Regions from separate parts of the Homo sapiens genome. Here region 1 is linked to region 2. Evidence: read pairs that join two places in POLR2A ChIA-PET (ENCODE). Cell type or tissue: Panc1. All regions are shown on one strand. Links, peaks and the distances in the headings refer to the core of each region. The heading gives the core; the rest is flanking DNA. Region 1 overlaps RBM47 (RNA binding motif protein 47). Region 2 has its middle 17 kb from the start of RHOH.

What was found. ChIA-PET counts read pairs that join two places held together with the same protein. Peaks named below come from ENCODE experiments on the same cell type or tissue, not always from the same donor. Only the 100,000 strongest peaks of a DNase experiment are listed, where the experiment ranks them.
Region 1: POLR2A ChIA-PET joins it to region 2 with 6 read pairs; 4 of 35 experiments call an interaction of 5 or more read pairs at or near these places.

What each region holds. Positions count from the first base shown.
Region 1 is chr4:40,533,332-40,550,570 of GRCh38, reverse strand. RBM47 (RNA binding motif protein 47) reads left to right here. Exons shown (of 7, transcript NM_001098634.2): 2 at 6,065-6,149. Among named protein-coding and RNA genes, the nearest start is that of MIR4802, 40 kb to the right of the region's middle. In Panc1, for the core only: no CTCF peak of the experiment used is centred there; no DNase peak of the experiment used is centred there.
Region 2 is chr4:40,172,842-40,187,178 of GRCh38, reverse strand. It overlaps a transcript of N4BP2 not described here. Among named protein-coding and RNA genes, the nearest start is that of RHOH, 17 kb to the left of the region's middle. RefSeq lists an enhancer at 1,294-1,363. In Panc1, for the core only: no CTCF peak of the experiment used is centred there; no DNase peak of the experiment used is centred there; H3K27ac peaks cover 918 bases.

The DNA.
Region 1 (17,239 bases), core at 8,119-10,618, 360 kb before region 2:
GCTGGGCACCTGTAGTCCCAGCTACTCTGGAGGCTGAGGCAGGAGAATCACTTGAACCCAGGAGGATGAGGTTGCAGTGAGCTGAGATCATAGCACTACATTCCAGCATGGGCGACAGAGTGAGACTCTGTCTCAAAAAAAAATTACGTATGATAAACTTCCCACATTTTCAGTGGTGACTTTTAACACATGTATCCAGCTGTGAAACCACTACCCCAATCAAGATGTAGGAACTAACATCTCTGGAAAGTTTTCTCATGCCCCTCTGCAGTCAGTCTCCCCTCGAAGGCCCCACATCCCCTTTAATCTTTAATCGTTGAGAACATTTTACCTGACACAAAGCATTTTATAACTTTAAAGTAATGATCATGCACAAAATTTATGGTCTTGTGTAGGAGACCATGTGAGAATTCGGGAGAGATGCAAGGAAATCAAACCCAGCTTCGTTCCAAGACAGCTCTGTTGGGTTTGACCCTTTGTGGCTGTGGTGGTGGTTATCCTCTGGCTAATATTCATGGAGAGGGAGAACTGTCATTAACTGAACAATCATTAATTTCCCATTTGTTCTTTAATATTTATTTCTGCTGTATTTAACATTTATTACTGCGCACGGTGGCTCACACCTGTAATCCCAGCACTTTGGGAGGCCGAGGCGGGTGGATCACAAGGTCAGGAGTTCGAGACCAACATGGTGAAACCCTGTCTCTACTAAAAATACAAAAATTAGCCAGGCGTGGTGGCACACGCCTGTAATACCAGCTGCTTGGGAGGTTGAGGCAGGAGAATTGCTTGAACCCGGGAGGCGGAAGTTGCAGTGAGCTGAGATTGCGCCACTGCACTCTAGCCTGGGCGACAGAGTGAGACTCCGTCTCAAAAAAAAATTAGCTGGGCATGGTGCCACACACCTGTAATCCCAGCTACTTGGGAGGCTGAGGCAGGAGAATTGCTTGAACCCGGGAGGCGTAGGTTGCAGTGAGCCGAGATCATGCCACTGTACTCCAGCCTGGGCCACAGAGCGAGACTTCATCTCAAAAAAAAAAAAAAAACGAACAAACAAAAAAAACATTTATTGCACCTATGTACTCGTATTATTTAACTTAAGGAATCCTCCCTCTAAGGGAAGTGCTATTATTATCCTTACTTACAGACTGAGGAAAATAAGAGGGAGACTGAGGTACTGGCTGGGCGTGGTGGCTCACGCCTGTAATCCCAGCACTTTGGGAGGCAGAGGCAGGTGGATCACTTGAGGTCAGAAGTTTGAGACCAGCCTGGCTAACATGGTGAAACCCTGTCTCTACTAAAAATACAAAAATTAGCTGGGCACGGTGGTGCGTGCCTGTAGTTCCAGCTATTCGGGAGGCTGAGGCAGGAGAATCGCTTGAACCCAGGGGGCGGAGGTTGCAGATTATGCCACTGCACTCTAGTCTGGGCAACAGAGCAAGGCTCTGTGTCCCCCCCCCCAAAAAAAAAGAAACTGAGGTACAGTCATGTGTGGCTTTTGATTGATAAAAAGAATGAGTAAGGTTAGTTTCCTGATGAGGATAAGTGAAATTAAAAGTTTCTTAAGAAACTCATTTTCTCATTGATCATAATAATATGTACCCAGGCCAGGCACAGTGGCTCATGCCTGTAATCCCAGCACTTTGGGAGGCCAAGTTGGGCGGATCACTTGAGCTCAGGAGTTTAAGACCAGTATGGCCCACATGGTGAAACCCTGTCTCGGCTAAAAATACAATAATTAACTGGCATGGTGGCATGTGCCTGTAATCCCAGCTACTTGGGAGGCTGAGGCAGGAGAATCCCTTGAATCCAGGAGGCAGAGGTTGCAGTGAGCCGAGATGGTGCCATTGCACTACAGCCTGGGTGACAAGAGCAAAACTCTGTCTCAAAAAAAAAAAAGTAATATGTACTCAGATTTAAAAGCCAGGGCTTCTCTTTCCCTACATAATGCCCTTGGGCAGTGTCACCCGTGGCTGCAGCTGAACGCCATGATGACTGACCTTGACCGGCAAGCATCCCTATGTCTGTTTCCCTATTTCCTGCCTTCTTTGTCTCCAGACAGGTCGCCCTGCCTTTAGCCCTCCTCTGCATTGTGGTCAGAGTGATCCTTCTAACATGCAGTTCTGGTGATGTCACCTTCCTGATTAAAATTCTCCGATGGCTCCCTCGGCAATCAAATGTGGGCTCCTGGTTCCTTGCCTTGGCAGCGGCACGTCCTGTTGCTCTCCCCTGCCCGTCTTCACCCTGGCTGTGCTCAGCTCATTGTCGTTCTCCAGAGATCCTGTACGCTCTTATGTCCCTGCACCAGGAACTGACTGTTCTGTCTGGAAAATGCCCTCTTGTCTTTCAGATGTGTCTGCCGGGTAAACTGTTATTCATCCTTCAGGACTTGGCTCACATGTTCCCTGATTGACACAGACATGGGATCATCTTCTTCCCAGCTTCCAGGGCCCCTTGTGGATTAGAGCTGGTGTCACGTTGTTTTATAATGGTCTCGTCCCAACTCTGTGCTCCACTAATCTGTACCCTCCTGGAGGGCAATGACTTTGTCTTCTCAACTTGACATTTCTAGCCCAGCTCAGCACCTGGACTCACTATCCACACTGTAATACCACAAAGGCAGAGAACATATTCACCACTGCTATTGCCATTGCCTGGCATAGGGCCTGGCCTGTAGGAGGCATTCATTTCATATTTGTTGAAAGCATTAATAATGGGTGTTTTTAAATATCATACTGTAATGGTTTAGCTCAGGAATTGCAACCTGAAGGGCATCATCAAGCCATAGCCGTCTTTTGTATGGCCTCATAGTATTTTAAGTTTTTTGAATTTGATACCTTTGGATAGAGCATGTGCTCTCCTGTTTACCACTGTTTAATTGCACAGTTAATCCACTCTGATTATCATGCCCTTGACCTCCTTACTCATCTGCGACTCATCTGGTCCTGGGAGATGAGGTTGGGGGATGTGGGGAGGGGCAGTGTATTTCTTTGTTTAGGCTGCCATAACAAAATACCATGGACCAAGTGGCTTTAACAGCAGACATTTATTTTCTCATGGTTGTGGAGGCTGGAAGTCCAAGATCAAGGTGACAGCAGGGTTTGTTTACCTGGAGGCTTTTCTGCCTGGCTTGCAGATGGCTGCCCACTCACTGTGCCCTCACACAGTCATCCCTCGGTCTGTGTTGTCTGTGTCTGAATTTCCTCTTCTTATGAAGACACTGGTTATATTGCATTAGGGCCCATCCCCGTGACCTCATTTAATCTTAATTACCCATTTAAAGACCCTGTCTCCAAATATAGTCACATTGTGAGATACTAGGGGTTAGACCTTGAATTTATGAATTTGGCAGGGCAGGGAGGGGCACTGTATATCCTAGAACAGGAAGAGACATGAACTCTCTAGTACTGTGGTCTGTTCCTTGCATCTGATTCCTGTTTTATAACATGTCACTAAAAGGGAACCCAGGAGCTAGCAGAGAGAGCAGTTTGTTCACTGAGGCACAATTTGGATGGTTATAATATGCACCTGCTCAAACACCTGATCTCTACTCTGGTCCCTTTGATCTTGGTACCATATTCATGTTTCTTAAGCAGCTAACATTTAGTCAGAATGCCAGGTAGAACTTAGGTGCTTTTCAGTTTGGAAATCCATACCCTTTTTCATTCTATCACTCCAAAAACTGATGTGTGGGCTGCAGACTTTATTTGCCAAGGGTTAGGTGGACAGGAGAGGTAAAAGCTGTATAATGACATGGCACCACCTCCATTTGCTGTAAGCAAACAGCCAGGTCCTTTATTACCCTTGAAACAGGCACTCGTGACACAGGTTGGACTCACCGAAGCAAGTCAAATGCCAGGTTTCTGTGGGTCAAAGTTCCTTCCAGCACTGTATGTTAATCAGAAGCTCAACCTTAGTTAATTTGGCCATTGCATTGGGAAGAACTTTGGAACAAATGATTACTGAGCTGGACTGCAGGAGTTAGCATAGCCCAGTATTTTCTTATCCAAGAGGTACGTTGTAGTCTTTCTTGGAGGGGATCGCAGGAATGAGACATTTGTCACAGCTTTATTTATTCTTGGTGGAACAGTAGTATAATAAAATCTTCTACACTGAACCTAGCTAATCAAAAGTATTTACTTGCTGTAATCCCAGCACTTTGGGAGGCTGAGGCGGGTGGATCACATGAGGTCAGGAGTTCAAGACCAGCCTGACCAACATGGTGAAACCCCATCTCTACTACAAATACAAAATTAGCCCGGAGTGGTGGTGCATGCCTGTAATCCCAGCTACTTGGGAGGCTAAGGTGGGAGAATCACTTGAACCCGGGAGGCGGAGGTTGCAGTGAGCTGAGATCATGCCACTGCACTCCAGCCTGGGTGACAAGAGGGAAACTCCATCTGGAAAAAAAAAAAGTATTTACTTAAAAATATGAAACTGAATTGTTAGAGAATATTATTTGTGTATAGGCAGAAAAGCCAGCTGTAGAGGGCTTCCAAGGTGAAGGAACATTTAAAACTAACACAACTCATAGTGATTTAAATGATTTTGAATTTAATGTGCCTCTGCAGAAAGAATTTTAAATGAACATAATAATCATAGCCGCCCTTCATTGAACATTTTCTCTGTGTGCTAGGCCCCAAAGGCTTCATATCTCTTGTCACAATGTCTCCAACAAATGGGTACTATTAGGCCCATATTAGATGAGAAAAACTCAGAGGTTCAGAGAGGCTGAGTAAAATGCCCAAGATCAACCAGCTAGCAAGCAGTAGAGTGGAGTTTCGAGCACCTGGTCAAACCTGTGAGCTTCCCCTCCCTGTTAGTCCACTTTTTATACATTTCCTCTTCTCTCCCTCTCTTTCTCTTTTATTTATTTATTTATTTATTTATTTATTTATTTATTTTTGAGAAGGAGCCTTGCTCTTGTTGCCCAGACTGGAGAGCAATCGCGTGATCTTGGCTCACTGCAACCTCCGCCTCCCGAGTTCAAGCAGTTCTCCTGTGTCAGCCTCCTGAGTAGCTGGGACTACAGGTGCCCACCACCACGCCTGGTTAATTTTTGTATTTTTAGTAGAGATGGGGTTTCACCATATTGGTCAGGCTGGTCTTGAACTCCTGACCTCAGGTGATCCACCTGCCTCGGGCTCCCAAAGTGCTGGGATTACAGGTGTGAGCCACTGCGCCTGGCCTCTCTCTCTCTCTTTTAAAGACAGGATCTCAGGCCGGGCGCCGTGGCTCACGCCTGTAATCCCAGCACTTTGGGAGGCTGAGGCGGGCAGATCATGAGGTCAGGAGTTCGAGACCAGCCTGACCAACATGGTGAAACCCCGTCTCTACTAAAAATACAAAACATTAGCTGGGCATGGTGGGGCATGCCTGTAATCCCAGCTACTTGGGAGGCTGAGGCAGGAGAATTGCTTGAACCTGGGAGACGGAGGTTGCAGTGAGCTGAGGTCTCGCCACTGCACTCCAGCCTGGGTGACAGAGCGAGACTCCGTCTGAAAAAAAAAAAAAAAAAAAAAGGATCTCACTCTGTTTTCCAGGCTGGAGTGCACGATCATAGCTCACTGCAGCCTCAGAACTCCTAGGCTCAAGTGATCCTCTCGCCTCAGCTCCTCCAACAAGCTGGGACCATGGGCGCCCAGCTAATTTTAAATTTTTTTGTAGAGATAGGCTCTCACTATATTGCCCAGGTTGGTCTCAAATTCCTGGGCTTAAAGTGATGCTCCTGCCTCGGCCTTCCAAAGTGCTGTGATTACAGGCATGAGGCTCTCCTTTCTCTCTTTGTCATAGTAAGATTTTCTTTCCTTGAGTGTCTTTTAATTAATATGAAACGGAATAGTCTTGCAGAGCTGGCAAAATGATGTGACCAGTGGAGATTTCCTATATTGCCTGGTTATGTAGCTTCCCTTGTAGTTCCAGGCACACACAACGGCCTGTGATAATAGCAAAACACCATGTTCCTTCTTCTCACCCGCTCTCCCAGTTCCATTTAGTGATCACTAACTTTGGACTTCTCAATACCAGCCTTTGGGTCAGTAGTGTTATTTTTTTCATTTCACAGCTCAGGTAACGGAGGCCTTGGAAAGAGACTCTGCGTCAGGTCACCCAGCAGAGATCAGCAATCCTTGGCTCACTGAGGAGGTTTGGTAAGTTGGCATCATCTTCACCATGACTCAAATGCACATAACCCGGTGGCGGGGGAGAAAAGTGGGTGAACATCACATAGCGACATCAAAATGCTAATCCTTGCCACCCCCCTTTGTTTTTGTTTTTACAAACGTATTGTTGTTGTGTTTGTTTAATTTACTAGGCCAGAGTGCCCTGTATGTTTGTAAGCACAAATGTCCTCAGAGGACTCCCACAGCCAAAAAGAATGACAGAGGTGTATTTGAATGATTTCAGTGAAACTCTTTTAATACTGATTTCATGAAAATGTCTGGTGGTGGGTTCTTCCTGTAGCATTACTGCATATCATCAACTAGAATGCATCCCCCGCCCTTCACACATACAATTTAACATGTCTGAAATTCGGTGCACCTTATGCAAACAGGTCTGGTGAAATACAGCATTTCTCTGATAATCCCCAAATGACCAGCATTAAGTATTCCCTACCTTCTATTTTTCACACAATACAAATGTTTTTTTTTTTTTTTTCTTTTTAGAGGGTTGAATTTTTAAGGGTAAGAAATGCATAGTCTGATGAGTAGATGATTAGTAAGAAGTCTGTGCTTACCAAAGAAAGAATTTAGGTTTCCTTTTTTGTTTTTGTTTTTGAAATGAAGTCACATTATCACCCAGGCTGGAGTGCAGTGGCACGATCTCGGCTCACTGCAACCTCTGCTCCTGGGTTTATGTGATTCTCCTGCCTCAGCCTCCCGAGTAGCTGGGACTGACTACAGGCACGCACCATCACACCTGGCTAATTATTGTATTTTTAGTCGAGATGGGGTTTCACCATGTTGGCCAGGCTGGTCTCAAACTCCTGACCTCAAGTGATCTGCCCACCTCAGCCTCCCAAAGTGCTGGGATTATAGGCATGAGCCACCACACCCAGCCAGAATTTAGTTTTCTAATACTGAAAGAAAAACTTTTTTTTTTGGTGACTTCATATGATAGTCTTGAGATGAGCACCCCAAGGACCTTGTAAATAGTGGGCGCTGGCACTCAGAACAGCCCATGTGAGATAATGAAGCAGCCTTCCAGACATAAGATCCCAGAATCAGACACTTATCCAAGGTTCCCCTCCTGCAATCAGCGGGTAGGAGTTTGCAATGAAAACACTCCATGCTATGTCCCAGAGTGACTCGTTCATTTATCCGTGAAAGCAGAGTCCAAATCCATGTTCATGTTAAATGTGCAGAAAAATAGCATCTTGAGAGTTAATGCCACAGAATGGGCATGATTCCCTAAGCCACATTTGCCTGATTGAGACAGACTTTAACATTTGCAAAACCTCCATGTTATGAGACCCTATAGGTGATAGTACATGATCTGTAGGGATACAAGTAAATCCATTAACAAACATTTTTTGAGCACCTGCTATGTGCCAGGCTCTGTGCTAGGCTCTGTGCTAGATGTAGCATAATTAAGAAGTAATTAGGACAGAAAGGATTGCTGTCCCCACAGGGCTACTTTAGTAGTCACAGAAGATATTAAATAATACATTAACAGAGTAATGAGTGGGCTGATGAAGAACTGTAAGGAGTTAAGAGTCTAAAACAAGAAAACCTAAGCTAGCCAGAGTGGCTCACGCCTGCAATCCCAGCACATAGGGAGGCCAGGGTGAGAGGATCACTTGAGCTCAGGAGTTCAAGACCAACCTGGGCAACATAATGAGACCTGTCTCTACAAAAATTTAAAAATTGTCATCCCATTCTCTACTGGAAAATAAAAAATTAGCTGGGTATGCTGGCACGCACCCATAGTCCCAGCTACTTGGGAGGCTGCAGTGAGAGAATTGCTTAGGCCTGGGAGGTTGAGGCTACAGTGAGCCAAGATTGCATCACTGCAGTCTAGCCAGGGCAACAGAGCAAGACCCTATCTCGAAAAAATAAATAAATAAAAACAAGAGGACCTAACATAATCTGAGTCAGGAGGTGACTATTGGGAAGGTTGCTTGGAGTTTGAATGGCATTCTAACTGAGACCTGGAGGATAGGCAGAGGGGGATTGGAGACAGGCGGCAGTGGCTACATTAAACAGCCTTTGCAGGGGCCCAGTATGGAGAGAGTGTTGGGGTCAAGGAATAGCATGAGCTATGGGGGGAAAGGGAAAGGGAGAGGGAGAGGCTTCAGAGAACAGGTGTCTCTTGTAAAATGAAAACTTAGTCAAATTTCTGGAAGAATCTTTAAAACCTCTTAAAGAGATTGATTTCAGACTGATGATCAGATTTTTTTGTTTTTGTGGTTCAGACAGAAATCTTACCTTGTGTATCAGCATTATTCCCTAGAGTTAGAGCCCAAGTATTGCTCCCCTGCTAATCCTTTGAATTCTCCCCAAATCTATGTTCTTAATTTACCTCACCTACCTCCCCAAGGAAGGTAATCAGCTTCTAGTAAGAGGTGGTTTTCACAGACAATGTGTCCACATTTCTTTGTCTCTGCATCCTTGATGGCATCCAGGAAAGGTGATCATCGACATAGTCAATGTATGTGTACGATTCTCCCACCAAGGGCAGGATTTAAAAAATAATGCTTTAAATAGAATGAACAGAGGCAGCTACTTGAACCAGCTACTTGACTCTACTTGTGCTTTGAACGTGTGAGATTCTCAGGTTTCAAACCTTAGTGCTCTGTGTTGACATTTTCTTTTTCTTTTTCTTTTTTTTTTTGAGACAGAGTTTTGCTCTTGTTGCCCAAGTTGGAGTGCAGTGGTGCCATCTCGGCTCATTGCAACCTCCGCCTCCCGGGTTCAAACAATTCTCGTGCCTCAGCCTCCCGACTAGCTGGGATTATAGGCATGCGCCACCACACCGGCTAATTTGTTGTATTTTTAGTAAAGATGGGGTTTTCACCATGTTGGCCAGGCTGGTCTCGAACTCCTGACCTCAGGGAATCCACCCACCTCTGCCGCCCAAAGTGCTGGGATTACAGGCGTGAGCCACCACACCCAGCAGTGTTGACATTTTCTATCAAGAGTACTGCTGAGCTGGCGCCCTTTGGCCAGTTACTGAACTGACGGATGCAGAAATTTACACATGTTCATGTATACACAAAAGGAACCCTAATTCCATGGAACTGGCCTTCTCAAGCTTGCTGATTTCTTAGTTATGAGTAAATTTGATGCGATTTTTTTTTTTTTTTTTTGAGAGAATCTTGCTCGGTCACCTAGGCTGGAATGCAGTGGTGCAATCAGGGCTCACTGCAGCCTCGAACTCCTGGGCTCAAGCAATTCTCCCTCCTCAGCCTCGTGAGTAGCTGGGCCCAGCTAATTTTTAATTTTTTATAGAGATGAGGTCTCGCCATGTTTCCCAGGCTGGTCTTGAACTCCTGGGCTCAAGCGATCCGCTTGTCGTAGCCTCCCGTAGTGCTGGGATTGCAAGTGTGACCCACTGTGCCTGGCTTGATTCAAAAAAAGTCCAGGTCATTTCCTGACTTTCTTTGAGATGTTTATTTGTTTTATGACCTTATATAGAGCTTATTTCACAATACAAAGAATAGAATGAGGATATTATATATGATTTATATCAATAAGCTTGACATTTAGGTTATATGGAAAAATTCCTGGCAAAATGTAAATAATGAATCTTAAAGTTAGCTGATTAAAAAAACCAAATAAATAAATAAATAAATAAAATATATAAATTAAAAAACCCAACTGAAGGAGAAAAAAACCTATATAGTTCTATAAGGAAAAAAATAGTAGGGTTTTTTCCCCATTATTCCCCATTTATTATTATTATTATTATTATTATTATTTTTTTTTTTTTTTGAGACAGAGTTTCACTCCTGTTACCTAGGCTGGAGTCAATGGCGTGATCTTGACTCACTGCAACCTCCGCCTCCTGGCTTCAAGCAATTCTCCTGCCTCAGCCTCTTGAGTAGCTGGGATTACAGGCATGCGCCACCATGCCTGGCTAATTTTGTATTTTTAGTAGAGATGGGGTTTCTCCATGTTGGTCAGGCTGGTCTTGAACTCCTGACCTCAGGTGATCCTCCCACCTCGGCCTCCCAAAGTGCTGGGATTACAGGGGTGAGCCACTGTGCCCAGCCTGTTTATTTTTAACAAAGAATTTTAACATCCTTCTTATATTCTCTTTTGGTTAATTTCTTTTTTAAATTTTATTTTATTTCATTGACAAATGATAATTGTACATACTCATGAGGTACATAGTGATGTTTTGAGACATACCATGTAAAGTGTTTAGATTGGGGCCTTGATTTTTCTCAAGCCACAGCAAGCATATTTTCCTTGATCAACATGGCACCTGAAGTTAGATGGTGGCGATCTGTAGGAAAGATTAGAGGAGGAAATACCACAGGGCTCCTGATGGGAACTTTAAGTAAAATAAAAATAGTAAAACATTTGGAGTCCTTACCCTTTCCTACTAATCATAGCCTAGATTTTCATTCCAAGTAAGTTAATAAATTAAGAGGTAGATATTATTTAACTCACAAGTTGAAAATGCAAGTTGCATTTGAAAAGGAGGAAAACGTGGCCTGGTGAAGACATTGTTTCTTTGGTAAATGGCTCTTCATATTTTGGAATTGTAGCTCATTTAGTGAAGTCACAGATCTCTTAGAAATAGATTTTCCTAAAATCCCTATCCTAATAACCTAATAATTACTAGAAGATATATCTTTTTTTTTTTTTTTTTTTTTTTTTTTTTTGAGACAGAGTCTTGCTCTGTCGCCCAGGCTGGAGTGCAGTGGCACAATCTCGGTTGACTGCAACCTCTGCCTCTCAGGTTCAAGTGATTCTCCTGCCTCAGCCTCCCGAGTAGCTGGGATTATAGGCACCTGCCACCACGCTCGGCTAATTTTTGTATTTTTAGTAGAGACGTGTTTCACCATGTTGGCCAGGCTGGTCTCGATCTCCTGACCTCAGGTGATCCACCTGCCTCGGCCTCCCAAAGTGCTGGGATTACAGGCACGAGTCACCGTGCCTGGCTTAGAAGATACACCTTTTGGAAAATGGCCTCCTCATCATGTTGTTTCAAAAAGGCAGACTCTAACCCAGTTAAGACTTCAGGTAAAACTCATGTGGTCCATATGAGGGATGCTTACTAAAGAGCAAATACACCCAAAGGTCAAACAACTGAGCTAAAACACATTGACTTTTCCTTGGCCAACCACTGGTAGGGAACTGTCACAAAATGACCCCAGGCTGCTCAAGGCAATCCCAAAAGGCAGCTTCTAAAAACGAGTTTTCTGCTTCTTCACTTGAAAATGGAAGAGATTTTTTTTTCCATTACACATTACTTGGTACTGTTTATTTTGTACAATGTAGCTTTTTACTACAAAGAAGGGGAAAGTGGCCTATAATTTAATTTGATTTAAATTAAATCTACATAGGACCATCATATAAAAGATACTGGAACAAGTGTGTGAGGGATACAAAGATAAATCAGACCACTATCCTGGCCCCAGCAGAGTTTAAGAATGAGCATTTAAACATTTAGTTAATAAGAAACATGGCTGGGCACAGTGGCTCACATCTGTAATCTCAGCACTTTGGGAGGCCAAGGCAGGCAGATCTTTTGAGGTCAGGAGTTCGAAACTGACTGGCCAACATGGTGAAACCCTGTCTCTATTAAAAATACAAAAAAATTAGCTGGGTGTTGTGGTGCACATCTGTAATGTCAGCTACTTGGGCTGAGGCAGGAGAATCACTTGAACCCAGGAGGCAGAGGCTGCAGTGAACCAAGATTGTGCCACTCCACTCCAGCCTGGACAACAGAGCAAGACTCCGTCTCAAAACAAACAAACAAACAAAAAACAAAAAAGCCTGGGCGCCATGGCTTACACCTATAATCCCAGCACTTTGGGAGGCCAAGGCGGGCAGATCACAAGGTCAAAAGATCGAGACCATCCTGGCCAACGTAGTGAAACCCTGTTTCTACTAAAAATACAAAAATTAGCTGGCCGTGGTGACGTGCGCCTCTAGTCCCAGCTACTTGGGAGGCTGGGACAGGAGAATCGCTTGAACCCGGGAGGCGGAGGTTGCAGTGAGCTGAGATCGTGCCATTGTACTCCAGCCTGGCGACAGAGCAAGACTCTGTCTCAAAAAAAAAAAAAAAAACAATACCAATAAAAGAGCATCCTACCTCACATATGTAATGGTATATTTGAAAATGCAGTAGAAGTTACTGGATCCCTTTTCTCATCTGTATCCAGATTTGCCAGGGAGTATATTCACTACCCTCTTGTCTGGACCTCTCCCTTTTCTTTCCTTCTGCCTGATCTCTGATCAAATTTGACGTCAGTGTTAATTTAGGTATGGAGCCTGCTGGTATTGAAAACTTATGCAAAAGTAACCCTGAAGTCCTTTGCTGTTTATAAACATAAATGTATAATTACCACTATGATGCAGACTGAAGAACTTTCCAAGACTTGATGTAGCTGGGCATGGTGGCACACGCACACGCCTGTAGTCCTAGCTACTTGGGAGGCTGAGGCATGAGGACCACTTGAGTCCAGGAGTTCAAGGCTGCAGTGAGCTGTGATTTATGATTGTGCCACTGCACTCTAGTCTGGGCAAAACAGTGACATCGCATCTAAAAAAAAAAAAAGAAGGAAAAAAAAGACTTGTCAGAGTAATTGCGCCGAATTTACATTTAGCCCATGGTGAATACAGACAACCAGTGACTTCATCACAAAGCCTTCCTGTAAAAGCTAAGATGTTGCTGAGATCTGCTTTCTGGACCCAAACAGATATTTGGAAAAATGGTTTTTGGTAGAGTGTAAGAGCAGTGAGTTTAAGGCTAATTCCAAACTTAATGATTTGCCCTTTTAAAATCAGTTCATCAGCCTGGGCAACACAGTGAGATCGTGTCTCTACAAAAAAATTTAAAAATTAGGCCAGGTATGGTGGCTCACGCCTGGAATCCCAGCACTTTGGGAGGCTGAGGCAGGCAGATTGCTTGAACCCAGGGGTTCAAGACCAGCCTGGGCAATGGTGAAACCCTATCTCTACAAAAATTAGCCAGGTGTGGTGGCTTGCACCTGTAGTCCCAGCTACTCAGGAGGATCTCCTGACCCGGAGGCTCAGTCAAGGCTGCAGTGAGCTGAGATGGAGGCACCACACTCCAGTCTTGGAGACAGAGAGAGATGCTGTCTTAAGAAAAAAAAAATAGCTGGGCATGGTGGTGCATCCCTGTAGCCCCAGCTACTTGTGAGGCTGAGGTGGGACGATTGCTTGAGCCTATGAGGTCAAGGCTGCAGTGAGCCATGATTATGCCACTGCACTCCAGCCTGGGCAACAGAGTGAGACCCTGTCTCAAAAATAAATAAATAACATAAAATAAAATTAGTTCATTCATGTGGGCAAAAGTTTCATAGATCTAGTGGTTAGTTACTTTGTCTGTGTGCTCTTTGATGTCTTGCTATTTGCCAAACAAGATAACCTATTTTCAAAACTGAAAAGGCAGGCTGGGCGCAGATCATTTGAGATCAGGAGTTTGAGACCAGCCTGGCCAACATGGTGAAACCCCTCATCTCTACTAAAAATACAAAAACTTAGCCTGGCGTGGTGGCAGCTGTCTGTAATCCCAGCTACTAAGGAGGCTGAGGCAGGAGAATTGCTTGAACCTGGGAGGCAGAAGTTATAGTGAGCTGAGATCATGCCACTGCTTTCTAGCCTGGATGACAGAGCGAGACTCTGTCAACAACAACAATAAAAAAAAAACAAAAACACACACACACACACCAAAAACTGCAAAGGCAGAGAGGTGGATATGAGCCATGACTCAACCAATAACATGGCAGGGAAGCAGACAATTACCTACAAAAGGAGGCCTGTCTACCTAAACGGAAGAGGTCTGGACCTACCATAGAGGAAGAAAAAGAAAATTGTGGGCATCAACAAAGTGTATGTGTCTTTTGGCAGAATAACAGGTCAATAATGGCTTTATGCTTTGTAGGATGGTATTTAATGCTCTAGAAAGCAAAGAGAATACTCCAAGGTTATGAAGCCGAAATTGGTAGCTAATGTCAGCGTTGAACCTTGAGGCAAATTTCATGGGTGATACTTAAATGTCAGCCCTGTAGTTTCCAAGAACAAGGTCTCCAAGCCAGTCATTAGACATGCATCAAAGTTCTGCTGAGGTGGGGCCTCATCCCGGGCTGCACTTTGGGTAAAGCAGGTTGCCCCAAGTGTGTCAGTGGTTGCTGCACCGTGGGCAGACAGAAATAGAATGTCTGACATTCACTTCAGCCATGCTCATTGGTTTCTATGCAGGTGTTGCCTGCCAAGAAGTAGCAGTAGAACAGCCGCATTGCTTTCATAAAGAATGACAAAATTTCTATGTCTGCAAAATAAATGAGTTATTTGAAACTAAGAACAAGGTCAGCAAAATACAAGTGACACCTCAAGCAAAGAATGAAGTGGGCATTGAAATACCATACCAGAGGCTGGGCGCAGTGGCTCACGCCTGTAATCCCAGCACTCTGGGAGGCCAAGGCGGGTGGATCACCTGAGGTCAGGAGTTTGAGACCAGCCTGGCCAACATGGTGAAACCCCATCTCTATGAGGGGGAAAAAAAATATATACGAGGCCAGGTGTGGTGGCTCATGCCTGTAATCCCAGCACTTTGAGAGGTCAAGGTGGGCGGATCATAAGGTCAGGAGTTCAAGACCAACCTGGTCAACATGGTGAAACCCAGTCTCTACTCAAAATACAAAAAGTAGCTGGGGGTGGTGGCAGGCGCTGGTAATCCCAGCTACTCGGTAGACTGAGGCAGGAGAATCGCTTGCCCCGGGAGGTGGAGGTTGCAGTGAGCCGAGATCTCGCCACTGCACTCCAGCCTGGGCGACAGGGCTAGACTCCGTCTGAAAAATACAAAAACAAAAACGAAAAAAAAAAATACAAAAATTAGCCAGACGTGGTGGTGGGCACCTGTAATCCCGGCTACTCAGGAGGCTGAGGCAGGAGAATCGCTTGAACCCGGGAGGCGGAGGTTGCAGTGAGCTGGTATGTGCCACTGCACTCCAGCCTGGGTGACAGAGCAAGGCTCCGTCTCAAAAAAAAAAAAAAAAAAAGAAATACCATACCAGGCTGGTATGAAAAGGTGCTGAACACAAACCAGGCCTTTCAGTCTAGGCATGTCAGTACCCACTGATTTTTGTTCATCTATACCTGTGTAATCAGTGATTCTTGGAATCTTAAAATATTGGAGTTGTAAGGAACCCTAGAGGTCTTAAGAAAATAATGATGATTTACATTTACTGAGGGTTCACTATATGCCAGGCATAAGGAAGTCTTTTACTTGTATTATCAGTTTTACTTGTATAGCCTCATTTGATCTCTTCCATAATCTCTAAAGAAGGGGCTAGGATTCCTATTTTGTCAATAAGAAAACAGACTTAAAAGACAACAGGGAACTCACACAAGGTCATACAGTTCATGCATGGCAGAGCTGGCTCACATACCTACGTCAGTCTGAGGCGAGTTTGCATTTTTTTTTTTTTTTTTTTCTGAGACGGAGTCTTGCTCCATCGCCCAGGCTGGAGTGCACTGGCACGATCTCGGCTCACTGCAAGCTCCGCCTCCCGGGTTCACGCCATTCTCCTGCCTCAGCCTCCAGAGTAGCTGAGACTACAGGCGCCCGCCACCATGCCTGGCTAATTTTTTTGTATTTTTAGTAGAGATGGGGTTTCACCGTGTTAGCCAGGATGGTCTTTATCTGCTGACCTCGTGATCCGCCTGCCTCGGCCTCCCAAAGTGCTGGGATTACAGGCGTGAGCCACCGCACCCGGCCGAGTTTGCATTTTTTAACTACCAGCTCCTTAGAGGGCCAAGGGATTCTCAGAAAAAGGTATGTCCATCGACATTCTGACCAGGTCCCCAGGAGTTCGCTAACTCACAGTTCAGTGAAAATGACCAAAGGATGCATTGAAAATCATGGAATCTACACCCTGAATTTTAGCTATACGGAGTGTAATATGCAATTATAAAATGTATTGGTGGGTTCTATTTTGGCCTCTAGCTCCCACATCACTAAGGAACTTGCTGTAACCCTTAACCCAGGTGGCTAAGGGCACAGTGTGGATCCCAGCTGCTCTGCTGTCCCTTGAACTGTTTTTTCTCCAGGGCATCTTCTTGTGTTTCAAGTTTCAATCATGTTGTGAATTTTAAAAAATTACCAGGCTAGGCATGGTGGCTCAGGCCTGTAATCCCAGCACTGTGGGTGGCTGAGGTGGAAGAATCACTTCAGCCCACGAGTTCAAGACCAGCCTGGGCAACATAGTGAGACCCCATCTCTAAAAAAAAAATAAATTAAAAAATATTAGCCAGGCGCCAGGCATGGTGGCTCATGCCTGTAATCCCAGCACTTTGGGGAGGCCGAGGCATGTGGATCACCTGAGGTTGGGAGTTTGAGACCAGCCTGACCAACACGGGGAAACCACATCTCTACTAAAAATACAGAATTAGCCGGGCGTGGTGGTGCATGCCTGTAATCCCAGCCACTCGGGAGGCTGAGGCAGGAGAATCGCTTTAACCTGGAAGGCAGAGGTTGTGGTGAGCTGAGATCACACCATTGCACTCCAGCCTGGGCAATAATAGTAAAACTCCATCTCAAAAAAAAAAAAGAATTAACCAGGCATGGTGGCACGCACCTGTAGTCCCAGCTACTGGGGAGAGGGAGTGGCAAGGGTCTAGGATGCAAGGATCATTTGAGCCCGGGAAGTCGAGGCTATAGTGAGCCATGTTTTTGCCACTGCACTCTAGCCTGGGTGACAGACTGAGATCCAGTCTCAAAAAATAAAACAAAATAAGACAAATCAATTCACAGACAACACTTACTGAGACTCTGATTTAATTGGTCTGAAGGGGAGCCCAGGAATCAGTATTTTTTAAAAATGTATAGATAACCTCTGGTGTAAACTTTTGCTTATTGGCCTGATGAATGTCTTTGTATTGCTCTTTCCTACCTGAGAGCTTTTTTTTCCCTTCTTCTTTTTTTTTTTTTTTCTTTTGAGACAGAGTCTTGCTCTGTTTCCCAGGCTGGAGTGCAGTGGTGCGGTCTCAGCTCACTGCAACTTCTGCCTCCCGAGTTCAAGTGACTCTCCTGCCTCAGC
Region 2 (14,337 bases), core at 4,782-7,281:
TTGGCAAATCAGGAATAATCTGGCTAAAGCTTTGGGAGGCCAGATTCAGATTAGCATATCCCTTCTTCCTCACCAATTAATTTCTTGTCTTGGTAGTATTCCCTGCTTAAGATAAATGATAAATGTTGAGTCAGTGAAGTAAAATTGTGAATTTCATTCACTTTATTACTGATGCAATTATCATGAAAAGAACCAGCTTAAAATATCTGTGTGAAAATGAGTACTTATTTATAAATTGCAATTGGGCCCATAGATAAAAAACAACAGTGACAACAACAAAATATGTCATCCAGATGAGACTTGATACCAGTTGGCATGACTTATCAGGAAAAATAGTCATGGGCTCAATGAAAGAGAGACAAGTATGGGCACGAGTCAACCATGTTCTTCTTGAAGGCAATGATTTCCTTTCTTTGATCCTGGTGGCTCAGTCCTAGGAAGCAGACAATATCAGCTCACTGCAAATCAAAAAATCTTTAATGACATGGGAACATGCTCACAATATACTGTTAAGTGAAAAAAGCAGGTTACAAAACGAATTTGGATTCAACTTGTTGTATACACACATGCCAATGTTTATAGAGGCAACCTCTAGGTCAGGGGTCCCCAGTCCTGGGGCTGCAGACCAGTACCCACCCGTGGCCTGTTAGGAACTGGGCCGCACAGCAGGAGGTGAGCAGTGGGCAAGTGAGTATTTCAGGCATGAGCCATGCTGCCCAGCCACATATTTCCCAAATGTTCTGTAATGAGCATCTATCATTTAGATGAACCAGATGAAAAGTTGTTGTTCCTTTTTTATTTTTCTTAATTTCATTGAGCAAGTCTACCTAAGTTTTCTCTATAAACCCTTGTCACTGCTTCGGTCACAATGTTTTACATAATAACCAGTGATTTTTATAGCAGTTGATTCTCAGGGGAGAATCACTGAACCACAGCTAAGCATAGCAAAGTCATCTTCCTCATTACTCAGCTTACATAGGATCATATTTAGAGGATTCCAACCCAATGCCAATTCAAACTTCCAGACAGACTCCAAAAACAAGGGATTCCAGAGGCTTTTGCATCAAACCTCTTAAAAGGCCTGTCTTAACTTTCCCTTAAAATGGAAATTATACCTGGGAAACACATCCTGGGCAATCTCAGTAGCTTTCTCTTCTCATGGGAAGATAAAGGAGTACTCAAAAATAAAAAAGTGAGGTTTCTGGGTAATTAATTCAGTGTCTGTGCTCAAAAAGAAAGAGGTAGTGGGAAATGCTTGAGGATCATTAGAGGAAAACATGTTTGTGACAAGTGCAGTCAAGGATTGCAAGGTCTGGTTTCAAACTAAGCCTGCTGCGTTCTCATTATTATTATTATTACCTAAATTATTGTAGCTGTGCATTTTTTTAATCATTTAAAAGAAAAGGAAGTAGTTTTGTAATTTCTCCTAAATGAGTACCTTCCTGCTTACATGGCATTTTAAATTACATATAAAATTTCAAGATTAGTCATAAACAAATGTTTTTTGCTTTTTTTAAAAACCACATAAACCTTTTAAAAAGTAAAATTTCTATTAAAATGTTTTTTTCCAAATAATAAGTTTAAGTTCTCAAATGTTTACCAAAAACAAAACAAGCTTTACAATTTTGAGCAAACCTATCTCTATAGTATTTATTATTCAAAATAGAAAATAAAATTGTTTTTGTTCTCTAATTCTTGTCTTTTAATCTTCTAAATATACAATAATGAGATTTCTAAAAATACTTTGAAAGGGTATTCACATTACTAAGTTTTCTTTTAACTTTAAATTTTTTTCTTTCAAATTCAATTTACAATAGCCTTTTATATTATCATTTATCACAAGAAAACCATAAAACAGCAAAAACCACTATTGCTATTATTAGCAACATCTTCACTTTGTAAATGAGAAAAGTGAAGTTCAGAAAGGTTAAGCAACTTACATAAGGCCACACAGCCAATGAGTAAGGGGACTCCCTGAATCAATTTACTTCTACAGCATTTCCCCTTACAGAAGACAAATTACTTTTCAAATTAATTCATTACAGGACAACAAGAGGCACACGTCGAATGGAAGGGAGACCTGAAAAAAATAGAGAAAAACTGTTATTTTTAAAGGGACATGGATTTATTATTACAAAGAGTAAGCTATAAAATTAAACTATCTGTACAGTAAAATCCCAATTTATTTTTTATTTTATTTATTTATTTATTTATTTATTTTTTGAGACAGAGTCTTGCTCTGTTGCCCAGGCTGGAGTGCAGTGGCGCAATGTCGGCTCACTGCAACCTCCGCCTCCCAGGTTCAAGCGATTCTTACGCCTCAGCCTCCCGAGCAGCTGGGATTACAAATGTGTGCCACCACGCCCAGATAATTTTTGTGTTTTCAGTAGAGATGGGGTTTCTCCATGTTGGCCAGGCTAGTCTCGAACTCCTGATCTTTGATGATCCACCTGCCTCGGCCTCCCAAAGTGCTGGGATTACAGGCATGAGCCACCATGCCCAGCCCAAATCTCAATTTAATATGAAAAAAATTTTTCACGTCTGAAAGGCAACAAATAATTAGACCCGATAGTAATAGTGACTGTCTCTGAATGGTAAAATTGGAGATAATTTTTTCACTTTTTTCTTTAATTTTTTGTACTCTGCAGATTTTTAATGATCAGTAAGGATTAACTCTATAATCAGAAAAATAAACATTACAATCTATTTTTAATAAAGAGCTGTACTCATATAGTTTATTCTCTTCAGTGATTCTCTAATGTATTTGGTTTCACTTCAGTTTTTTGCTTTGCTGGGAATTTTTTATTTAAAAAAAAAAAGGCAGATGAAGTTTCATTGTAAAGAAAAAAAAATAATGTGAAGTCCAGTGCTGCATTTTGAGGGCCTGTTTCTCCATTCTAGCCCGTGCAGCCATACAGGGAAGCTTCTGAGAACTTAATCTGAAAACCATTTTTGTGGTTTTCTTTGTCTCCACAGTAAGTCCCACGTTTAACATAGATGACTACCTGCCCGATAGTCATGTCTTCTTCCTTGCTAAAGAACCTCTATTTTGAGATGGACAAAATGTTCTGTTCCAGGGGGTGAATCATGATGTCTAAGACTGAAAAAGAATCTTCTGATTCCTGCTTCTCAGCTTCCCCTGCAGCTATGAGTGGCTGTGTGACCCAGTCCTCATCAACGAAATGTTCGGGAAAGTCTTGCTTGCTCCTGGGAGAGGTCCTCCTCACCAGTTAAAGTAGACACGGGCAGGAGCACCCGTCTTCCTTACATGCTTTGGGTGTAGCCGTGGAGAATTAGATGCCTTGAAGGTTGCAGCAGCCCTGAGGACAAGCAAAGAAACCCAAAAAACTGCAGAGAGACACAGCAGAAGCCTGGCATTGTTGACTCACTTACCACCTCTTACTTTTTATTATGTGAGATAAATGTCTTACCTAAGCCACAGTTCATTACTCTAATACTTGACTGTCTTCTAATGATATAGTAACAAATAACAAAAAGCTTATGACGTTGAAGCTACCAACCTCTTATAAAATGTAAAAAGTAGGCCGGTCGCAGTGGCTCACGCCTGTAATCCCGGCACTTTGGGAGGCCGAGGCGGGCGGATCACGAGGTCAGAAGGTCGAGACCATCCTGGCTAACATGGTGAAACCCCGTCTCTACTAAAAATACAAAAAAATTAGCTGGGCACGGTAGCGGGCTCCTGTAGTCCCAGCTACTCGGGAGGCTGAGGCAGGAGAATGGCGTAAACCCGGGAGGCGGAGCTTGCAGTGAGCAGAGATCGCGCCACTGCACTCCAGCCTGGGCGACAGAGCCAGACGCCGTCTCAAAAAAAAAAAAAAAATGTAAAAAGTAGTTTAGCCAATACCCAACCTAAATGGCCAAAAATGTAGAATACTGTATAGAAATGATTGGTAGATTATCTTACTGGGATGTTACACACGGTCATTTGAAAATAGTATTTGGGAAGATCATGTGACCACATAAGGAGATGCTCATGATACAAGGTTACGTGCAAAAAGAGAAACAGGACTTGGGATTGTATCTGTGCATTATGACTACAACAGTGTTTCCAAAGACTATGAGGAAGCAAAGCCAAACCACTAACAGGAATTGTCTTAGGGTAACATGGTTGGTTTTATACATTCCTCTATTTTCTAAATGTTGGAACTTACACAATTTTTATATTAAAAAATATTAAATGGGGCCACGCATGGTGGCTCATGTCTGTAATCCCAGCACATTGGGAGGCTGAGGTGGGCAGATCACCTGAGGTCAGAAGTTCAAGACCAGCCTGGCCAACATGGTGAAACCCCGTCTCTACTAAAAATGCAAACATTAGCTGGGCGTGGTGACAGGTGCCTGTAATCCCAGCTACTTGGGAGGCTGAGACAGGAGAATCGCTTGAACCTGGGAGGCAGAGGTTCCATTGAGCTGAGATCCAGCCACTGCACTCCAGTCTGGGCAACAGAACAAGACTCTGTCTCTCTATACATATGTATATATATATTAAATGGACCAGCCTGGGCAACATGGCGAAACCTCGTCTCTACAAAAAAAAAATTTTAGCCCGGCATGGTGGCGTGCACCTGTAGTCTCAGCTTCTTGGGCACTGAGGTGGGAGGATCGCTTGAGCCTGGGAGGTGGAGACTGCAGTGAGCTGTGTTCCCGCCACTGCACTCCAGCCTGGGTGACAAAGTGAGACCCTGTCTCAAAATAAATAAATAAATAAAATGAACTCAGACAAGCAATTAGCTTACATCCCTGGAAGGATTTATACCAAATACAAGGATCTATTTGGCTCCCTACTGCCTACAGGACAAAAGGAAACTTCTCAGCCTGACCCTCAAAGCCTTTCCTAACGTGGCATCTGCCTCTCTTTCTAGCCTGATCTTTCACCCATGTCCTGTTCGAAGCACATGAACACCTTTTCCTGTCTCTGCGCATGTTCTTGTATCAGCCTGAAAAGCCTTTACTGTATGCAAGGTAAAACACTGTTAGTTGTGTTAGAGACTGCTGACTATCCCCCAAAATCCGTTTCCTTAGCAACAGAACATAATTTTCAACTGAGCACTGTAGCCAATAATAAAGGTTATTTTTCCCAATCTTCTTTTCAGCTGAATGTAGTCATGTGGCTAAGTCCTGGGTAATGGGGTGTAAGCAACCTCCAGGCAATCCCAGGAATGTCTTTAATGGGAAGAAGTACTCTCTTCTTTGTCCTTTCTCTTTTTTGGAGACAGAGTCTTGCTCTGTTGCACAGGCTGGAGTGCAGTAGCATGATCTCAGCTCACTGCAACCTCCGCCACCTGGGTTCAAGCAATTGTCATGCCTCAGCCTCCATAGTAGTTGGGACTACCGGTGTGTGCCACCATGCTCGGCTAATTTTTGTATTTTTTAGTAGAGACGGGGTTTCACCATGTTGGCCAGGCTGGTCTTGAACTCCTGACCTCAGGTGATCTGCCTGCCTTAGCCTCCCAAAGTGCTGGGACTAACAGGCGTGAGCCACCGCACCCGGACTTCTTTGTCCTTTCCTTCTTAAGTGCTTACTTAAGTTTGAGCAGCCACCTTGAACTGTGAAATGAAAGCCGCGAGTTGAGCTCGGAGGAACAAGAGAGAAGAAAGCCAAGTCCCTGAAGATGACATTGCTGCCATACCAGCCTTGGAGCACCTACCTCTCAGTTTCATTTGCACAGTAGGGAAAAACCAACTTCTATCTTGCACAGCCCACCATTGCTTGGGGGTTTTCTGTCACATACAATTTAATCTAATCCTAATTGATATGTTAATCTACAAGATGAGCTAGTATCGAAAATGTTTTGAGAAGAAGGGATGACAACAGTAGCACTGAATTGCTATCCGGAAGAAACGAACAGAAAGTTGGGGAAGTTTCAAGCTTGCTTGAAAAAGAAAACAGAGACAAGAAGAGACAGTGGGTTAGCAATATGGTGACAGGCTAGAGCCACCAATGACTATTTTAGGGGAGAGAACAAGGGCAAAGATTTGGCCAATGTATATATATTTTTTTCTTTTTTGAGACAGACTCTCGCTCTGTCACCCAGGCTGGAGTGCAATGGCGAGGTCTCAGATTACTGCAACCTCTGCCTCCCAGGTTCAAGCAATTCTCCTGTCTCAGCCTCCCGAGTAGCTGGGACTACAGGCACATGCCACCATGCCCGGCTAATTTTTGTATTTTTAGTAGAGATGAGGTTTCACCATCTTGGTCAGGCTGGTCTCGGACTCCCGACCTCATGATCCACCCGCCTCAGCCTCCCAAAGTGCTGGGATTACAGGTGTGAGCCACCGTGCCTGGCCTACAGTTTTTCTTTATACCAGGATAAGGTCATGGTAGACATATTGTTTTACAACTTATTTTTGTTTTGTTTTCACCAATCAATATAGCAAGGACAAGAAGTCTGGAAAATAGATTAACCTCACCCTTTAATAGCAACATAATAGTCCATTGTATGGAAGTACCATAATTAATTTAACTAGCCCATCTTGATGTATTTCACTTTTTTGCTATTACCAACAGTGCTATACTTGTACAAAATGATGTAACACGTTTTGTAATTGTGAACTGAATTGATTGTACATGAATGAATTGTGCATGAGTAATTAAGTATTCCTGTGGAATAATGACAGGAAGTGACTTTGCAGGTTTCAGAGTAGATTTTTTTTTTATTGTAGTAGATATTGCCAAATCCACTCCAGGGAAGTCCACCAGTGATGTATGAGAGTGACTAACTATCTGCCTGCATTATCACAACACCAGATGTTAGAAATCTTTTTAGATTTTATCAGAAATTTTTTTAGTTTTCTAGTTGAAAAGTGGTGTCTTGCTGATTAATTATTATTGAGATTCAACATCTTTTCACATATTTACTGGTCATTTGTATTTCTCCTCTAAAATGGCATATTTATATCTTGTGCCCATTTTTTTCTATTGAATATTGTTATATCAGTTTAGAAAAGTTGTTTGTATATGAAAGATATCAATAATCTGTTTATATGTTACAGACATTATCTCTCAGTCATTTGTCTTTATTTTATTTATGGTGTCTTTTGCCATGCCCAAGTTTTTAAGTTTAGCAATTGCTTAGAAAGATTTTACCACTCTAGGCCAGGCGCGGTGGCTCATGCCTGTAATCCCAGCAGTTTGGGAGGCCGAGGTGGGCGGATCACCTGAGGTCAGGAGTTCAAGACCAGCCTGACCAACATGGAGAAACCCTGTCTCTACTAAAAATACAAAAGTAGCCGGGCGTGGTGGCGCATGCCTGTAATTCCAGCTACTCGGGAGGCAGAGGCAGGAGAATGGCTTGAACCCAGGAGGTGGAGGTTGTCGTGAGCCAAGATCACTCCACTGCACTCCAGCCTGGGCAACAAGAGTGAAACTCCGTCTCAAAAAAAAAAAAAAAAAAAAAAGAAAGGCTTTACCACTCTAAAATGTAAACAATATTTTCCTATAATTCATGATTTATCATTCTTTCAAAATTACATTGCAATAATATAATGGTTAAGAGCACAGTCTCTGGCACCAACCTGCCCAAGTTTAAATCTTGATTATGCTGTGTAACCTCAGGAAAATTATTTAATTTCCATGTGCCTCAGTTTCCTCAACTGTTAAATGGGGATAATAATAGCCTCTACACCTCTTATGGCTGTTGTGAGGATTAAATGAATTAGTACATACCAACTGCTTAGCACCCTCTTGCAACACAGAAGATTTCAATAAACATTAGCTACTATTAGTTTTGCTGTGACTCAATGGTAGTTTTCCAAAATGTTTTTCGTTTGTTTGTTTGTTTGTTTGTTGAGATGGAGTCTCACTCTGTCGCCCAGGCTGGAGTGCAGTGGCTCGATCTTGGCTCACTGCAAGCTCTGCCTCCCGGGTTCATGCCATTCTCCTGCCTCAGCCTCCCAAGTAGCTGGGACTACAGGCGTCAGCCACCACACCCAGCTAAATTTTTTTGTACTTTTAGTAGAGTCAGGGTTTCACCATGTTAGCCAGGATGGTCTCGATCTCCTGACCTTGTGATCTGCCCGCCTCGGCCTCCCAAACTGCTGGGATTACAGGCATGAGCTGCTGCGCCCAGCCTCCAAAACGTTTTAATATCTACTAGGACCCATAAATAAATGCTCCACAAATACATCCATTCCTTATAATGGTCTTATGCTTTCTGCCACCTGCTGCTATCAATAAAAATGAAAAATCGGCAACCACAAAGACAGAAAATGAGAAGGGCAGTGTCACACTGCAAATCAAATAGAAGTACCAGCTGCAAAAACTCAGCCAGGTTTAAGCAAATACAAGAACTTGAGGCAGGGAGTTTCAACTGTGAGTCTTGCCCTGACAGAGCTCTCCGACAGCAGCTGCACTAAGCATGTCTTATCCCATGGAAGGCAAATGTGTGCTCATATTGAAAGGAAGTTCGTTCCCTACACATTTCGCATGTCTCAAGGAAACTGTGCAGACGGAGTCTGTTCAAACCTTTCCAAAACTTTGTTTTGTCCTGGGCAACTTATTTCGTTATCTAGAGAGCTGGATATTGTCCTTGTTAAGCATGGTAGCTGGAAGACCAAGAGTGGTGATTGTTTTTTACAATGATAAAGTATGCCCACGTTAATAATCATTGAAATCTACCAGAAAGGTACATGCTGCCCAAGTACCACTAGTTACAATTCTTCAATCTCTTTCATATCTGTGAGTACCTTTCTTGTGCCTAAAGATGAAGGTTTTTCTTTTCTTTTTTTTTTTGTTTTGGTGGCGGGGCGGGGGAGTAGTCTTGCCGGAGGTTTTCCTACAACATTTATATATCTTAAAGGAACAACTTTTGATTTTACTTGCTAACTCTTGCTTTATCATTATTTTCCAATTTATTCATTTCTGATTCTATCCCATTTGTGTTGACACTGACAGTTGAGAGAAAGGTAAAGATTGTTTTTAGATTGTACACATTTCTGAGCAAAGAATTCATCCTCCTGTTTTGTTTTGTTTTGTTGGGTTCTTTGTTTGTTTGTTTGTTGGACCCAGTCTCGCTCTGTCACCCAGGCTGGAGTGCAGTGGCATGATCTCGGCTCACTGCAACCTCCGCCTCCTGGGTTCAAGCGATTCTCCTGCCTCAGCCTCCTGAGTAGCTAGGATTACAGGCACCTTACTTTCTACTTACTGTTTTTTTGTTTTTGTTTTTTTCTGGTTGCTTAAGTTAAATGCCTCATCTTTCTGTTTTCTGTTGCTCTCATTTCATAACAAAAGCATTTATTTGAGACTATTTTATTCAAAGGACAGAGTGAACCCATGCAGGCACCTGGGCTATGTAAGATTTGTGAAAATAAAGTTGCTGTCCCCTAAAGAGCCCTGCATGTGAGATGACTGCAGAGAAGATGGAAGAACATTAGAGCTGGGAGCAGCCGTAAAGAGAGCCAAAGCCTTACACTCTACAAATGAGGGATCTGACACTAGAAAATGAGAGCATTTGATACTGAAAATCAGATATCCTCACACGGAGTCTGTGCTCTAGTTGAGGTAGAAGTCTTTATTTTTTTTCTTCTTATTTATTTTATTTTTTGAGACAGAGTCTTGCTCTGTCACCCAGGCTGGAGTACAGTGGCTTGATCTCAGCTCACTGCAATCTCTGCCTCCGGGGTTTAAGCAATTCTCCTGCCTCAGCCTCCAGAGTAGCTGGGATTACAGGCACCTGCCACCATGCGCAGCTAATTTTTGTATTTTTAGTAGAAACGGGGTTTCACCATGTTGGCCAAGCTAATCTCGAACTCCTGACCTCAGGTGATCCACCTGCTTCGGCCTCCCAAAGTGCTGGTATTACAGGCGTGAACCACCGTGCCGGGCCCAGGAAGAAGTATTTAAAAAGCAAAACAACTACAAATTCCCTTTCCCTCCCTTCCTTCCCTCTGCATGGTACCAGATCACCTGTTATCTCCCAAAGAACCTAGTTATCTGTTTCCTTTCATAATCAATAGAAACATGAAATACTGTGTGAATTCTGTGTTCAGAGTTGAGCTTTAGCTAGGCACGACCCCCTCCAGGTTGGTCATTGGAGGAAAGTTCTGGAAGACAGAGAAGCAGGCTAGCTTTCCACTGCTGTCTGCTGCAAAAATACTCTTGGTTGATGTTGCAGGACTCTTCCTTAATTCCGCCAAAGAGGGGGTTCTTATCCGTCCCACAGCCACGAAAATGTAGGCTTGCAGACGGTTTAAAGGATGAGAAAAGGATTTTATTGGGTGAAAAGGGAAAAAAGCGGGGGAAAACAGGGATCCCCCGAAAGGCCAGAGTCTCCTGCTAGAGCGCTTCCCGCACGCAGTTTGAATCCCAGGTTCTACCCAGGAAGAGGAGGGGCCAGGTTCCTCCCTGCTGCAAACAGCATGAACTTCCCGAGGCTCCACCTCAGTGGGCAGGTTGGGTGGAGTTTCTTCAGGGACCCTCTCCCACATGGCTGTCTCAGGGACATCTGCTTTGACTGTGAATTCTAGCACAGGGAGCTTGAATAATTAACTCAGTGAGAAAAGAGTATCACAATTATTCAGGCATTTGTTACGGTTACTGTTCTCGTGTTTTCTCCCAGTCGCCACAGAGTGACTTCAGTGCCTTAATCCTACATTTCTTAACTGGAGTTGGGGGAGAGGGAGGCATGCTTATCAGAATCACCTCGGGAGTACTTTTGTCAAAACTATACACTCTCCACTCCTTGTATGATGAACAATGATCTAATCAAAGAAAGGGAGATATAAGGGACAAAAATTAATCTAAGAATCTACTTTTGGAAACAAAAATAAGGATAGATGTTCATATTCTTAGTGAAGATTTTGATCAGCATGAATGTCCAACAACAGGAAAATAAATTATGTTATTATTATATGTTTGTAACTATTTCTTTTTAGAACCTCAGAAAAGATGGTTTAACTTTTTTATCTTGCAAAATCATTGCAAGATGAAAAATCATTTTTCATCATTGCAAAGATACATATTTATAAAATATGATCACAACTATTTAAATGTTTATATACACAGCAGAGAGGCTGGATAGGAAAATCATCAAAATTTGTTTTTTTTCTTTCTCTTTTTTTTTTTTTTTTTGAGACGGAGTCTCGCTCTGTCGCCCAGGCTGGATTGCAGTGGCCCGATCTCAACTCACTGCAATCTCTGCCTCCCGGGTTCACGCCATTCTCCTGGCTCAGCCTCCCAAGTAGCTGGGACTACAGGCGCCCGCCACCGCGCCCGGCTAATTTTTTGTATTCTTAGTAGAGACGGGGTTTCACCGTGTTAGCCAAGATGGTCTCGATCTCCTGACCTCGTGATCCACCCACCTCGGCCTCCCAAAGTGCTGGGAATACAGGCCTTTTTTTTTTTTTTTTTTTTCTTGAGACGAGTCTCTGTTGCTCAGGCTGGAGTGCAGGGGCGCAATCTCGGCTCACTGCAACCTCCGTTACCTGAGTTTGAGAGCGATTTTCCTGCCTCAGCCTCCCGAGTGGCTGGGACCACAGGCGCCCGCCACCACGCCCTGCTACTTTTTGTATTTTTTGGTAGAAACAGGGCTTTGCCTTGTTGCCCAGGCTGGTCTCAGAAGAGCCGCCCACCTCGGCCTCCCGAAGTGCTGGGATTACAGGCATGAGCCTCAGTGACCCGCCAGTTGTTTTTCTTTTGAATACAATACATTATTATTACCTACAGTTCTCATGTTTTGCATCAGATCTCCAGACTGGTTCATCCCAGGTGTCTGCTACTTTGTATCCCCCCATCCTCTATCTCCCTACTTCCTACCTCCCACCCTGCCCCAGGTAATCACTATTTTATTGTCTTTGTATATTTGGCTTTTTTTTTTTTTTTTCTATATTTCACATATATACCAGGCTTGGTGGCTCATGCCTATAATCCTAGCACTTTGGGAAGCTGACGCACATATGGCCAGGAGTTCCAAACCTGCCTGGGTAACATGGGTAACACACCGAGACCCTGTCTTTACCATAAAAAAAACAAACTTAGCCAGGCACAGTGGCATGCACCTATAGTCCCAGCTACTAGGGAGGCTGAGGCAGGAGGATTGCTTGAGGCCAGGAATTCTAGGCTGCAGTGAGTTCTCATTGTGCCACTGCACTCCAGTTTGGGCAACAGAATGAGACTGTCTTTGAAAAAACAAAACAAAACAAAATTTTACATGCAAGTGAGACCAAGCAGTACTTTTCTTTCTGTGACTGGCTTATTTTACTTAACATAATGTCCTTCAGGTTCCCACGTGGCAGCAAATGGCAGGATCTCCTTTTTTTTTTTTTTAGGCTGAATAATATCCCAGAGTCTATCTATAGCACAGTTTTTCTTTTTTTCCTCCCAAACTGCTGTGAACACTAAGCACAGTTTTGTTTGTTTTGTGACAGCATCTCACTCTGTCGCCCAGACTGGAGTGCAGTGGCGCGATCTCGGCTCACTGCAACCCCTGCCTCCCAGGCTCAAGCGATTCTCTTGCCCCAGCCTCCCGAGTAACTGGGATGACAGGTGCGCACCACTACACCGCCTAATTTTTGCATTTTTAGTAGAGACAGGGTTTCACCATGTTGGCCAGGCTGGTCTCAAACTCCTGACCTCAAATGATCCACCCACCTCAGCCTCCCAAAGTACTGGGATTACAGGCGTGAGCCACCGCACCTGGCCAGCAGTTTTTTTAATCCATTCTTCAACACACACTTAGGTTGTTTCCACATCCTGGCTACTGTAAGTAATGCTGCAATGAACATGGAGTCCAGATATCTTCATGAGGTGGTAATTTCATTTTCTTTGGGTATATGCCTAGAAGAGGGATTGCTGGCTCATCTAGTAATTCTATTTTTAATTTCTTTAAATGATCACGGCTCACTGCAGCCTCCATCTCCTAGGCTCAAGTGATTCTCCTGCCTCAGCCTCCCAAGCAGCTGGGACTACAGGCATGCACTACCACATCGGGTTAATTTTTTTATTTTTTGTAGAGACAGTGTCTTGCTATTTTGCCCAGGCTGGTCTCGAACTCCTAGACTCAAGCAATCCTCCCGCCTCAGCCTCCCAAAGTGCTGGAATTAGGCATGAGCCACTGTACCCAGCCTCTCGTCTTTTTGACAATAGCTATCCAGTTGTTTGTTTTCAATGAGATTAATAAAGACTTCAAATTTCTTCTGCTTTATACCTTTTTTTGTAGTTTTAGTGTTTTTTTCTCACAAGCATTATTACTTTTATAATTAGAAATAAGCCCAGAAAAGTTTATGAGTAAAACTTCAAATCCGTACTTTCTATTTCTTGCCATCAGTTCAGGAAAAAGAAAAAAAGAAATGAGAAAAGAAAAGGGAGGTAAAAGGAGAGGACAGGGGAGCAGAGAGAGGAAAGAGAAAGTGATAACGCAGAGAAAAGGAAATACTGGTTTGCCAATAGAGGTGATATGCAAAATATTTAACAAGAGTTCGGCCCAGGCTCTCTGCAGTGAGAACACAGTTTGACTTTGACTGTGACTAACTGGTCCACTTGCACTGGTGTATATCCACTGACTGTCAGCCTGTTTTCAGGCTCACTTTACAAGGAAGGGTGTGTTTGGGAATACACTGTTAACCTTGCACAGAGCGTATTTCCCTTCACCTCCATCTGATGTTCATCATCATGAGCCTTACTTGGCTGCCCCAGTCAAAATGAACTTCTTCCTCTGTTCCCTCATACCTCTCACGTAGTGTGTACTACAAATGCTGCCTCCTAGTATAGCAATGAGTATCCTATTTTCTTTCCTGCTATTGTGTAAATCCTTGAGGACAGGGGTTGTATTCCCACAGCATCTAACTTGCCAGGGATCACATTCTCATCTTCATCCAACTACATTCAAGCAAAAACTATTTGTGATCATGGGGTGCTTTCCAGGGAGTTCCTGCATTTAGGGTAATCAGCTACCTTTTGCAATTTTGGGTGGCCAATTTGTCCATACCCAGGATCTGAGCAATTTGCTGAGGTGGGAGAACAGAGGTTTCCTAAACTAGCCCCTCTAAGGGGACAAGGGGTTCAAGGGGAAGTTGGCCTGATGCGCAAGAGATGTCCTCTACTGATGGTGATAGTAGAGTTAGATGACCACAAAGATCCTTTTTTATTCTGGGCTGGGGGTAGAGGGATGGGGACAATGGCAGGGGAAGTTAGGGGAGCAAACTGTCAACAGCAAGGCGGTGTCAACTGGACATAATTTCAAAGATACTTACAGGGAATACTGGGTGGTGCTTTTGCAAAAAAAAAGCAAAAAAGTTCGTAGATTCAATGTAACCATTCCTTTGTTTATTTAACAAACAGTAATATTACTTTAGCCAGGCATGTGCTGAAGATTTGGAGAT